Regions from separate parts of the Homo sapiens genome. Here all the other regions are linked to region 1. Evidence: chromatin contacts called from ENCODE Hi-C or POLR2A ChIA-PET data. All regions are on one chromosome and are shown on one strand. Each heading gives the region's core, a stretch centred on a gene start or an enhancer-like site at or near the end of the contact. The rest is flanking DNA. Distances are from core to core; before and after follow the strand shown. Region 1 holds the start of CCNT2-AS1 (CCNT2 antisense RNA 1). Region 2 has its middle 270 kb from the start of CXCR4. Region 3 has its middle 19 kb from the start of CXCR4. Region 4 has its middle 60 kb from the start of CXCR4.

Evidence for each region. Hi-C counts contacts between places; a loop is a spot of excess contacts on that map. ChIA-PET counts read pairs that join two places held with the same protein, here RNA polymerase II (POLR2A). Pooled maps may share reads with other maps.
Region 2: a pooled map shows a loop between it and region 1 (6-fold over the local background). The contact joins the enhancer-like site here to the promoter of CCNT2-AS1 in region 1. A Hi-C loop is called at or near these places in 2 of 37 single-sample maps with no recorded cell type and 13 of 50 pooled maps.
Region 3: a map of CD4-positive, alpha-beta memory T cell shows a loop between it and region 1 (31-fold over the local background). The contact joins the enhancer-like site here to the promoter of CCNT2-AS1 in region 1. A Hi-C loop is called at or near these places in 1 of 168 maps with a recorded cell type or tissue (CD4-positive, alpha-beta memory T cell), 2 of 37 single-sample maps with no recorded cell type and 12 of 50 pooled maps. POLR2A ChIA-PET finds 5 or more read pairs at or near these places in 1 of 52 experiments (T-cell).
Region 4: a map of naive thymus-derived CD4-positive, alpha-beta T cell shows a loop between it and region 1 (5-fold over the local background). The contact joins the enhancer-like site here to the promoter of CCNT2-AS1 in region 1. A Hi-C loop is called at or near these places in 2 of 168 maps with a recorded cell type or tissue (both naive thymus-derived CD4-positive, alpha-beta T cell), 1 of 37 single-sample maps with no recorded cell type and 7 of 50 pooled maps.

What each region holds. Positions count from the first base shown.
Region 1 is chr2:134,917,232-134,919,923 of GRCh38, reverse strand. It overlaps CCNT2-AS1 (CCNT2 antisense RNA 1), which reads left to right and starts at 1,318. Exons shown (of 5, transcript NR_036549.1): 1 at 1,318-1,361. CCNT2 (cyclin T2) reads right to left here and starts at 1,102. Exons shown (of 9, transcript NM_058241.3): 1 at 912-1,102; 2 at 33-114. The coding sequence starts at 1,069. RefSeq lists enhancers at 503-592, 803-1,072, 1,223-1,382, 1,460-2,133, 2,143-2,192 and a silencer at 1,393-1,462.
Region 2 is chr2:136,388,599-136,391,290 of GRCh38, reverse strand. It overlaps the pseudogene RN7SKP141. Among named protein-coding and RNA genes, the nearest start is that of CXCR4, 270 kb to the right of the region's middle. Within about 2 kb of position 1,335, at least 2 of the 41 ENCODE cell types and tissues checked have a DNase peak (open chromatin) inside an H3K27ac peak, as active enhancers do.
Region 3 is chr2:136,135,304-136,137,995 of GRCh38, reverse strand. No RefSeq gene overlaps it. Among named protein-coding and RNA genes, the nearest start is that of CXCR4, 19 kb to the right of the region's middle. RefSeq lists an enhancer at 1,319-1,368. Within about 2 kb of position 1,360, at least 16 of the 41 ENCODE cell types and tissues checked have a DNase peak (open chromatin) inside an H3K27ac peak, as active enhancers do.
Region 4 is chr2:136,056,609-136,059,300 of GRCh38, reverse strand. No RefSeq gene overlaps it. Among named protein-coding and RNA genes, the nearest start is that of CXCR4, 60 kb to the left of the region's middle. Within about 2 kb of position 1,385, at least 2 of the 41 ENCODE cell types and tissues checked have a DNase peak (open chromatin) inside an H3K27ac peak, as active enhancers do.

The DNA.
Region 1 (2,692 bases), core at 69-2,568:
GCGGACAGTAAAAACAGACAACTAGTACTTACATTTTTGTTGAATTTGGTGAAAGAATGGTGCATATAAAACCTGTGCATATAAACAATCGCAGTGTTTATTGTAAGCTGAGAGCTGGAACGTAATATTTAGGAAATATCTGACAAAAGCAAGATCTCATTCCCAGAACAATTTTGATGGAAAATTCCCAGGTTCTTTTCCAATACCTCCCATTCAAATCCAAACCCCAAACTGGAAATAAAGAAATAAATGCCCGCGGGGGGTGGGGCGGCAGGAAGAGAATAGGCTTGACGCCAAATAAATGGGAATAAGAACTGCTGATCTTTTCACTCTAACAGCGCTGAGGGCCCTGGAACTATTTATCAATGGCTACGACTAACTAAACTCAAAATGAAACAGTTGAAACGCGCGCGCACACACCCATACAAAACCACGCCAAGAACATAAAGAACTCCAGTACGCTCCCAAGGTAGAAGAGAGCCGCCATCAAGCCGGCGACGAGAGCCGGGAAAGGCTGCGGCAAACACTTAGGCCTTTCAGCATCGCTAACCCTCCTACCTCTCAAACCCTTCGGGGTCAGGGACAAGTCCAGGGAGCCGCCCCTTTTCTGCAATAATCCCTAAAATTCCTCTTTCGCCTGAGCCACACTCCCAACCCCCGCCGCCACCACCACGCGCTGCCCCAAACAGATTACACAACGCAGGCTCCTGGCCCGCATTCCTGGGGTCCTATCTCCTCCTCCCTTCCTCTGCTGACCCCTCGCGACTGCCCGAGCCGGAACATTACTTCCCTGACCGCGGCGCCGAGGCCCAGCGAAGGCCGAGGCCGGCGGCGCCATGTTCGCGGGGCACCAGGCCCGGCGACCGGGCAAGGGAAACAGGGCGTGAGCGGCGGCGAACAGAAAAGGATACACATTGAGACGCTGTCCCATCTCCTGGATGAGGTTGGCCGCCTGCTGGCGGCACGAGAGCTCTTTATCCGCCTCCACTCCGCAGCGGCGGCTCGGCGTGTTCTCCAGCTGTTCCCGAGTAAAGAACCAGCGAGAAGAAGCTCCACGGCCCGACGCCATGACACTTCCTCCTCCGCCCGCTCCTTCATTCACCCCCCGCCCCTCCTGGCTCGCGGACTCCCCGCCAAGGCGCGCGACCCCGCCCCACTCCGCTCGCCGTAGACCACGCACCACCCTTTTTCACCACCGCCTCCGCCCTTGCGCATGCGCGGGGCCCGCTCTACCGACTCGCCCTAGTCTTTTGCTTTCTTTTTCTGCCCTCGGCCTCGCTCTTGCGCACGGGACCACAATGCTCCGCGCCGCTTGTCATTGGGAGGCGCCGAAGGTGGAGAGGTCGGCTCGGAAGGAAAAGGTCGGCGCAGCGCATGCCGGGTCTAGGGTTGGCGGGGCGAAGGGGTGGGGAGGGAAGGGGCGGGGAGGGGAGGGGAGGGGAAAGTGGGAGAGGGTGGACTCTGGCCGGTGTGAAGAGAGGCGGTCGGGCGGCTGCGCTGTGGGGGCCTGGGCGTGTACTTCGGAGGCCCGTCGGGCGCTTCCTTTAGACGGGAGGTCTAGCGGCCCTTTAAAAAGAGAAAAATAACCTTCACTGTCGCAGCCTCACGCCACTACTTCCATTTTCCTTTTGGGCGGGTCCGCGCAGTCTCGTAGGCGTGCGACTCCGGCCTCCGCCACCAACAGTCTCCGCCTAGCGCGCGGCTCTGGCGTTGAGCTGGCGGGGAAAGAGTGCACAGGAAGTCACGCTCCATGGCTGTCCGCACCTGAGTGCTTTTTTCACCCTACATTATCTTGTTTAAATCCCAGACCACTTGGTTTATTTTTATTTTTTCAAATTACTTGGCAAACGCTATCCAACTAGCAACGAGAAATTGAATTTCTAAATGAGGTGTTGAATCTAGACGGGGCGTGTTTTCAGGCTGCGCTGTGGTTTCTGCGAGACAAGGTTGGGGAGAATCAGATAGTGCAGGAGGAACTGAGTTAAAATTTTATCTTTAGGATTTGATGTGGGAACATCCCACATACCTGTTGATTAACTCCTGTATTTCTTCCTGTAAGAAAATGCCACTGAGCTTCACTCGGAGTTTGTGTTGTGAATAGGGTTTCTAAGTTTAAAGTCTTAACTATTTGGAGGCCGGGCACGGTGGCTCACGCCTGTAATCTCAGCACTTGGGGAGGTCCAGTGGGCCGATCACTTGAGGTCAGGAGTTCGAGGGCAAGGGCAACATGGCGATACCCCGTCTCTACCAAAAATACAAAAATTAGCCAGGTTTGGTGGCGCGCCTGTAGTCCCAGCTACTCCCGAGGCTGAAGTGGGAGGATGGCTTGAGCCCAGGAGGTGGAGGCTGCGGTGAGCTAGATCTCGCTGCTGCACCCCAGCTTGGGCGATAGTGCAAGACCTTGTCTCGAAAATAAAAAATAAAGTAATATCTATTTGCCAAAGACCATGGAGGCAAGTGATTGTTATGGGGCTCCCACGCTCAGCATACTGCATTGCACAAGAATATTGATTATAGTAGGCAGTTTTTGTAACAGTTGCTATTTCATACTCACTTCCCTTGCTTTACGTTTTATGTTGCTTACAATTTCTGGAATAGATTGATTTAAAGCAACATTTTAAAAGTGCAAACCCTTGGCCAGGTGCAGTGTTTCCCGGCTGTAATCCCAGCACTTTGGGAGGCCAAAGTGTTC
Region 2 (2,692 bases), core at 86-2,585, 1.5 Mb before region 1:
AACCAGTGGGCATTTCACCTTCCAATCCCTGGAAGTGTCATCCAGCCTCCCTGTCTCCTGATGGAGAAACCTGAGGAACAAATACATAAACAGCAGTCTCTGGGAACATCCACCAAAACCTCGTTTACTGAACAAAGGGTAAGGGAAATGGTTGAGAATCAGGCCACGGGGACAGAGCCTGTGGATTCTGGTTGGGTCCTCTCTTTCCACCCACTCTGTCTGCTCAGCAGGACCATACATCACTTTTCCCCCAGACTGTTAATTAGAGAGACACCCGCCACCCCAACACAACACGGTAATTATGAAAACAGAGTGCTGTGCACAACATAACATGGAAATGAAGTGACATGCATCCAATTAATTAAACTTTCACAGCTCCAATCAGTCTTAATTAGAGAAGCTATCCTTTTCACTCTTCTCTTGATCAATACATGAGCTTTGCAATGCATATACATATTTTTAATCAATTAGCAAACAGAAAAAAAGAATGAGAGTCTATTGCTGAGGGTTCCATTAATTCTTCCACAAGCCATACCTGTGTGCACCGTCCATTTTTATTTTCAGAATTTACAAGGAACGCTGGATTTGAGACCCTGCAGCTTGTTTCCAAGTTTAAAAGAAAAAAAAAGAGAGCTGGGAAATGGCAGCCCCATTGTTTCCTCTTATTATTCTTGTTTATAGACCTAGATAATGCTTTGCACACTCCAGAAATTAAGAAAAGCTCATAGAACAGTGTCAGCCCAAAAGTTGTGTTTCTTCACATCATCAGTATACCACCTGTATACCTTTGACCAAAGAACAGCTCTTCCTGTCTGGGAAGGGCATCCTTCTTGACAGAGCATTCAGCTTTTGGAGGGCTGTCCACAGCTCAATGAAGACCAGATGAAGGAGACGCTAGCCCTTCGGATCAGCCAGCAATTGATGGGGTCACACATACAGCAGGCCAGATCAGCCTCATATAAGATATCGTCAGCACCACCCATCTGATGCTTCAAATAGGCTGCAGTGTGCTGTGTTCCTGGTCTATCTCCAGGTGAATTTTTAAATCTCAGCATCAGGCAAGTGAGAAAGTCGTAAGAATGGAATAAACAACACTTTAGTAACCAGGGGAGTCAAAAAGAACAGAAGAAATGAGGTGCAGAATGGGTTGGGCAGCTCAGGAAGCTGAAGCACAGACTGAGACATACAAATAAGGGTATTTTATGTTATAACCACTGTCTGCACATTAAAAGCACTAATCTGGGTAGTAATGAAAGCAAAACAAACCCCGTAGATAACCCCTGCACAAGATGCAAATAAGGAACTAAAGAGCACAGGCTGGCAAAGGTTGAAACCCCCACCTTTGACAGACATAGCTAATGGATCACAGCACCCTTTCCCACCAATTCGACATGACTTGGGACATTATATCAGTTAGTTTGACTTCAGCTGCACACAACAGAAACCTCGACTCAAATTGGGTTAAACAACATGGAAATGCACTGTCTCGCGTAACAGGAATTTAGGAAGGTCAGAAGAAGAGCGAACTTTAGGGTTAGTTGATTTGGGGGCTAAATTAAGTCATCAAGGACCTGGTTTCTCTCCATCTGTCTCTTGTTTCATCCTCAAAATTGGCTTCATCTTTAACCTGATTGAAAGATGGCTACAGCAGAAATCATATCCAGGAAGACAAGGTCCAGAGAGATAATCTTTCTCTACCTGTAGGAGAAAACTGAACTTTCCCAGAAACCACCAGCAGGCTTCTCCTGACATCTCAGTGTTCAAAGTCAGGTTGTTGCCCTTTCCTCAGTTAGCCACTGGCCCAGGGAAGGAGATGATAGACTCATCCATCTGGGCTGGAATGGATGTGAGGAATAACCATAGTGTGTCCCCTATAAAAACCTAATTCTTTATAACATTGTGGCACCCACTACCAACTACTGATCAAATTGGAACCAGAGAGAAAATGTTCTTGGCCTTCCTTGGACTGGAGAAAGAATCAACAGTGGGGACACTAGTAAGCATGGCTTAGTAAGGATGAGGGAGTGACAGAGGAAAAGGGGATATCATTTTGATTGGAGAAGGATTTGAGAATGAGTTCTTGGGGTTGAGGAAAAGCCTAGTGCCCCTTATCCCCAGAGATCTGGCATAGCCTACCTAAACTTATAAAGCAAAAGTCTTCAGTGGATGTGATACACGTACAGGGAGCTATTGTTCCATATCATGGAAGAGAAATTAGGTTACTGTGTACACTTCAGGAAAGGAGTCTAAATCAGTTGTCATCTTAAAAAGAAAGGTGAAATAGGAATCATAGATCCAGAATCCAAGATCTCAGAGAAAAACACAAGCATCATTCATGAAAAAGACATCCCAGGGTTGTGGTACCTAAAGGAGAAACATGTGCCAATCTCCTTCTGGCAAAGACCATCATTTTTCTTAGAGGCAATCTTAAAGACCCTTCTCTCTTGGTTTAAGGTAGGAAGGAAGAACCCAATAACCCCCACTCCAAAAGAAATTCTTACTCTCCCATCTCTCTCCAACTCTTCCCTTCTCTCACTTATCACCTGGAGGTGGTGATGGGCTAGATTCCATGGGGATGTTCTTTTAGCAGGTCCTGCATGTAGAGAGTTTGGTGCCTCTGTTTAGAATGTGAGGATATCTGTCGCTGCCACCTATTGTTTTCAACTTTGCAGCTTCCAGTGATGGCTGTGGG
Region 3 (2,692 bases), core at 111-2,610, 1.2 Mb before region 1:
GTACTTTGAACTAAAGGAGATTGGAAGACCTCAGAAGCAAAGTCTTTCTGACCTTCTTCTCCCCTCCTGTCTTCCACCTCTCTTCATTTCTCCCCCAAAGTGAGCCATACAAACTAGAATTCTCCTTCCCCACGGCAGATCATAGAAAATAGAACCCCTCTCCCTTAAAGCAAGCCATAAAACCAGAAAGGTCACTCTCTCCCTTCTCCTTTGAAGACCTTCATTCCGGAGGGTCCTGCCCCCATACCTGGGAGGAGGGAATGCTGCACAGAGAGGCCAAGAAGAATTTGAACAGACAGCCTCCCTGGATATCCCCCTCAGTCTATCACCATTACACCATACCCTTTCTCCAATCACATTTCTACCCGCTGTCCATTCTTCATTAAACCTAAGCATAAAAACAGCTTTCTCTGGGTCTTTGAGTCTTCATTTCTGAAGGCTTTTATGTCATATAAACTTTGATTAATACATTTGCTATGTTTTTCTCTTGTTAACCTGTCTTTTGTTATAGCAGTATTGGCTGTAACCCTTATGATGGGTAGGAAAGGGGTTACACCCTACCACCCCTACAGAGGTTATGCTGCTCATGACAGAATGCAACTCATCTAAAGCTTGAACTCAAAACTTGGCAACCTTAAGGCCTTTTTGTGGCAATGAGAGCATTTGAATGTGTTGCAATTCTCTTTTTTAGAAAGAAATGATAACCCTGGGCTTTAGTTTGCTATCTTCACTGATACACTTCAAAAGGTGGGAATTCCATGAAGGTGAGGATGAGAAGAAACAAGCAGCTTGCTTACCCCACTGTACTGCACCGCCCTATTTGTCATCAACCACCTGGTGGTGATCTCCTGCTGGGCAGTGGTTTCTGTCTCTCTGTCCTCAGGTGTGATTTGAAATGTCTCCCAGTGCCTGGCACTTGGTAGACAGTCAATAAAAGTGCTCAATTCAATGACTAAGTGGGGGAATGGTCATATGATTTGATCCTTTCAATCTGGAGAGTTTTCAGATGTGTTTGAAGCATTTGTCCCTAGAGTCAGTTATGTCCAGGAAGCTCCCTAAATGCTGCCTTAGGCTCAATTTGCCCCCTCTAGAATGAAAGCAGCTGTTTCTTTTCTGGAAACATACCAGGAAGTGTCTTAGGGGTACCCCATCTTCCCGCCTTTTTGCCTCTGTAACAGCCATCTCTCCTTACCTCAAAAAATATAGTATGTGTGTTTTCAAGCTGCAAAGAAACCGTTGAAAATTAAACCACAGAACAGCATTTTAATGAGAACAGATTACCTAACACCCCACTGTGGTTTCAGATGGCCTTGTGCCAACCTTCCAAACTGTTGCCAGAAGCCCAGAGTTACAAAAAAAAAAGGAGGGTGGGGAGTTGTGGGGAGAGGGGAAAAGAGTGACTAGCATCCCCTCAGTGAGGGTAGCTTTCTTAGATGGTTTCCAAAATGATCTCTCTAGAAGGTCATAGGTTATTGGTGCCTGCAGTTGAAGAAAAGTTTCTTCCTGTTTTGAAAAATTTAAGAGAGACAAAAAGGGGGAGGCACCCTTGAGTTAGTACATGATGTCCTGAACTAGGTGTTTTCAGCACCAAAGTTCTGCTGTAAGTGTCTGTACCCACTGTCTAGCTCATCAACTTGCCTTCTGCGCACATACTTGCTATTTCTGTAGCTAGGTTACAAGACCGCAGGTGTAGATGCTGCCGGGTGGAAGCTCTGCATGCCCACAGAGCAAAGCCCGAGCAAACACTGTTCCTCCCTGGCTGATAGCTTGCACTGGGGGCTCCTGGTAGTGGGCACAGAGGCGCTAAAGCTCACATGGGCTCATTCCTCAGGGACTTTCTTTCCTTAGTCTCCAACTAACCCAGCACTTAATGTATTCAGGGCTGCGGTTTCATTTCCACATTGGGTTTCCAGATTTAACCCCTGAACTAACTTCTGCAGTTGTCTTCCCACCAGTTCAACAACAACCAGATGGCCTGCAAGGCCACAGGAAAAAGTAGATGACAGAGCTGGAAGATGCTGGAGTGGAATACCTTCATTCCACTGATGAGGAAATCAGGTCAGGCCCAGAGGAAGTTTAGAGATTCACCCAAAATCACACACCCACTCAGCAGTGGAGACAAAAATACAACCACTATCCTGATTTCCAGCCTGTGGCACTGCCCTAACTGTATGGCTTCCCATTCCTTTCAGTAACACAGTAGCTTTTACCTCTTGCACACAAAGTGACAGACACACAATGGGCCCTCCTTAAATGCTACTTTCCTTCCTTGCAAACTATACCATACTGTGCTAAAACTTGAGAAGGATAAGTGGAAAAGTACCACACTCTCTGGCTCTCAAAGAGTTATAGCACCTTAAAGGTAACAAACAGCATGCCTACATTGAGCATAGAAACAACACAAGCTGATGCAAAACAGAGTGCCAGAAGATGCTTCATACCATGAGTGCAAGGAAAAGCAAAACACCTCACTTTACCCCCTTCACCTCATTAACTCCCATTTACTTGTTTTGTCTTAGTTTTGAGGTCATCTCTTTTGGAAAGCCTTCCACGTTTGGTTTAGGTTGAACTATAAGTGCAGGTGCACTTGTCTGGATCCTTGTGAGCTCCATGAGGACAGGTTCCTGGTCGGCCTTGTGCACTGCCTTTATCCCTATGTCTGGTGCCTGGGACAGAGTGCTCAGCAAGCATT
Region 4 (2,692 bases), core at 136-2,635, 1.1 Mb before region 1:
AGCCTTATGTAAGAATGAGAGGAAGGTGCACTTTTCTTAGAGAAGGAGAGAGCTGTGCTGGTTGAAGGGGAAGTGGACACCATCAGCCTTGAAGCTCAGGGCTTGGCCAGGAATGCTGCTGCTTAGGCAGAACTGGGAACAGGTGGGGTCTTTGGATGAGCTGGGAGTCCAGCCAGCCAGTGGAAGCTCTGCAGGAGGCTCCACCTAGTCTGACAGTAGAACAAGGACAGGACTTCATGGAGAAATCATTACTCAGCTAGAGAGAAGGGCTAACTGCTCCAGAGCATTTGCCATCCATATACTCACTTAGCAACTCAGCTTTGTTTCCTTATTTAACATCTATTTATAGTCAACATCTCCCCAACTAGATGGTCATATTCTTAAGGGAAAGTGTTTTATGTTAAACCTTTAATCTCTATGGCAAGCTATAAGTACCATTACTGGCTCTATTTTGCATAGAAAGAAACTGAGGAAGAGAGAGAGATGGGTAAGCAACTGATCAGGATCAGCCAAGGCACGGCCTCTCATATTTTTATTGAATAAAAGTAAATCAATAAGTAACAATTTGTACATTTCCAAAAATGTCCTTTTCAACTTTTTCTCAAGCAAGTTTAAGATGTCATTTGGAATTCATGATTAAAGAATTGGAAGCCAGCTATTTTAAGGGAGCAACTCAAATTGAGTGCATTGAGATGGCAAAACAGCCAAAGGGTGATCCTGAATTAGTTTATATGACTGTAAAATGCAAAACAGTAAAGCCTGTTATCTAAAGGAAAAGATAAAAGGCAAAGGCAGAGTCAAAGATAGCAGATTTCAGCAGTCATAGATTTCTCTCTCTGGAAAGCACAGCTGTTTTTTGTATCTGCCAACCTAATGGAACTCCTCAAATGACTTTTGTTGAAAGCCCACAGGTCCTGGCAGGGCATACAAGAACTTGAGAACACATGGATTCTTTCTTTCAGGACCTTACATTTTAAAAAGGATTCACCATGAGAACTCAATGGAAAACTGATCTGGTGAAGGGGGAAAGACAAGCTTTAAAGCATGCTTCCACAGGTCCTAACATTTCAGCCAGGGAGCACAGCCCCTAGTCAGTCTGTGCAACAGGGGAAACAGGGACATAAATAAGTCTATATATACTAAAATGCTACTATCAATTTTAGTATTTATGGGTGGCATCAGCACTGACAATGGTCATTGCTATAGTTTGAACATTTGTCCCCTCCAAAACTCATGTTAAAATTTAATTGCAATTGTAACAGTATTAAGAGGTGGGTGCTTTAAGAGGGGATTAGGCCATGAGGGCTCTGCCCTCCTGAATGAATTAGTGCCATTGTCATGGGAGTAGGTTCCTTATAAAAGGAGAAGTTCAGCTCTATTTTGCACATCTTCCTCTTTCTTTCTCTCTCTATCCTTCCCTCCCTCACTGCCTCCCTCTCTTTGCCCTTTCACCATGGATAATGCAGCAAGAAGGCCCTTACCGGATGCCAGCCCCTCAATAATGGAATTTTCAGCCCCTAGAACCAAAAGCCAATAAATATCTATTCATTATGAATCACCCAATCTGTGGTATTTCTTTTGTAGCTGTACAAAACAGACTAAATCAGTCATCTAATTAGTCGATAAGCATTTGGTAGGACCCACTGGACTCATTGCTAGTTACAGATTTGCCAGCACGGTAGAGCTATTCCTACAGTCTTGCAACTCAGGGGACCTTATTCCTCTACAGAAACCAAGTTCTAGTTGCATGTTGACCCAAGTCAGCATCAGGTAGATGGCCAGCTGGGCTAACAAGTCATCTGACAAGCTCTTATACAATCAACACATTGCCTCCTACTTGCCTTCCCATCTCCGAGGCAACAGGGGTAGACCTGAAACTGGCTGCCAAGTGCCCCCACTGTCAGCCTCTGCCCTTTTGTGACATTTTCCTCATCTCCACCTTTGTCTCACTCCCTCAATGCTTCTACCCACACTTATCCACTGCTGTCCCTAGTGTTGACACTCATACTGATCAAGGCCACCCTTGAAATTTCATTTTTACTAGATTTTGTGTCTGCTGTGACACTGGGGCGCAGATATATCACCCTCAGAAGACCTGTGAATAGTCGCTACAAAGTGTGCTGGCTGAGATGAAAGGAAAAATGGAGTTAGCATTTACCGAAACTGGTCAGGCTGAAGTGGAAATCCCCAAAGAGACAGATGCAAAACATTCTACTGTTTCTAGAAGGGATGAAGAGATCTGTGGAACCAAAGTGGGGGTAGGGAGCAGGAATATAGTGTAAAGTTAGCTATATGGTGAGAGGAAAATGAGCTGAAGGCTACATTTCTTTAGATGAAAAATAAAATTTTTCAAACATGCAGAATAGCAAAGGAAATAATCTAATAGTGCCCAGATTAAATAAATGTTAGTATTATGCCTTTTTGCTCTCTTTTATTTTAAAAAATAAGATGTTACAGATCTAATTGAAGCTCCCTTGTAATCCTTCTGATTTCATTCCCCCCACCACCCCCTGCCAAGTGCAGATCACTTTCAAATAGAATGAGAGCTACTGAGTCATCATATTGGGATTATTTTTTATAGACTTTCATTGGTTTTTGCTTCACATCAAATATTAAAAAGCTTTGTTAAACAACTACCAATTGGTTAAAAAAAAACGGTTTAAAATAAAGCAAATTCTATTTCTTATATACC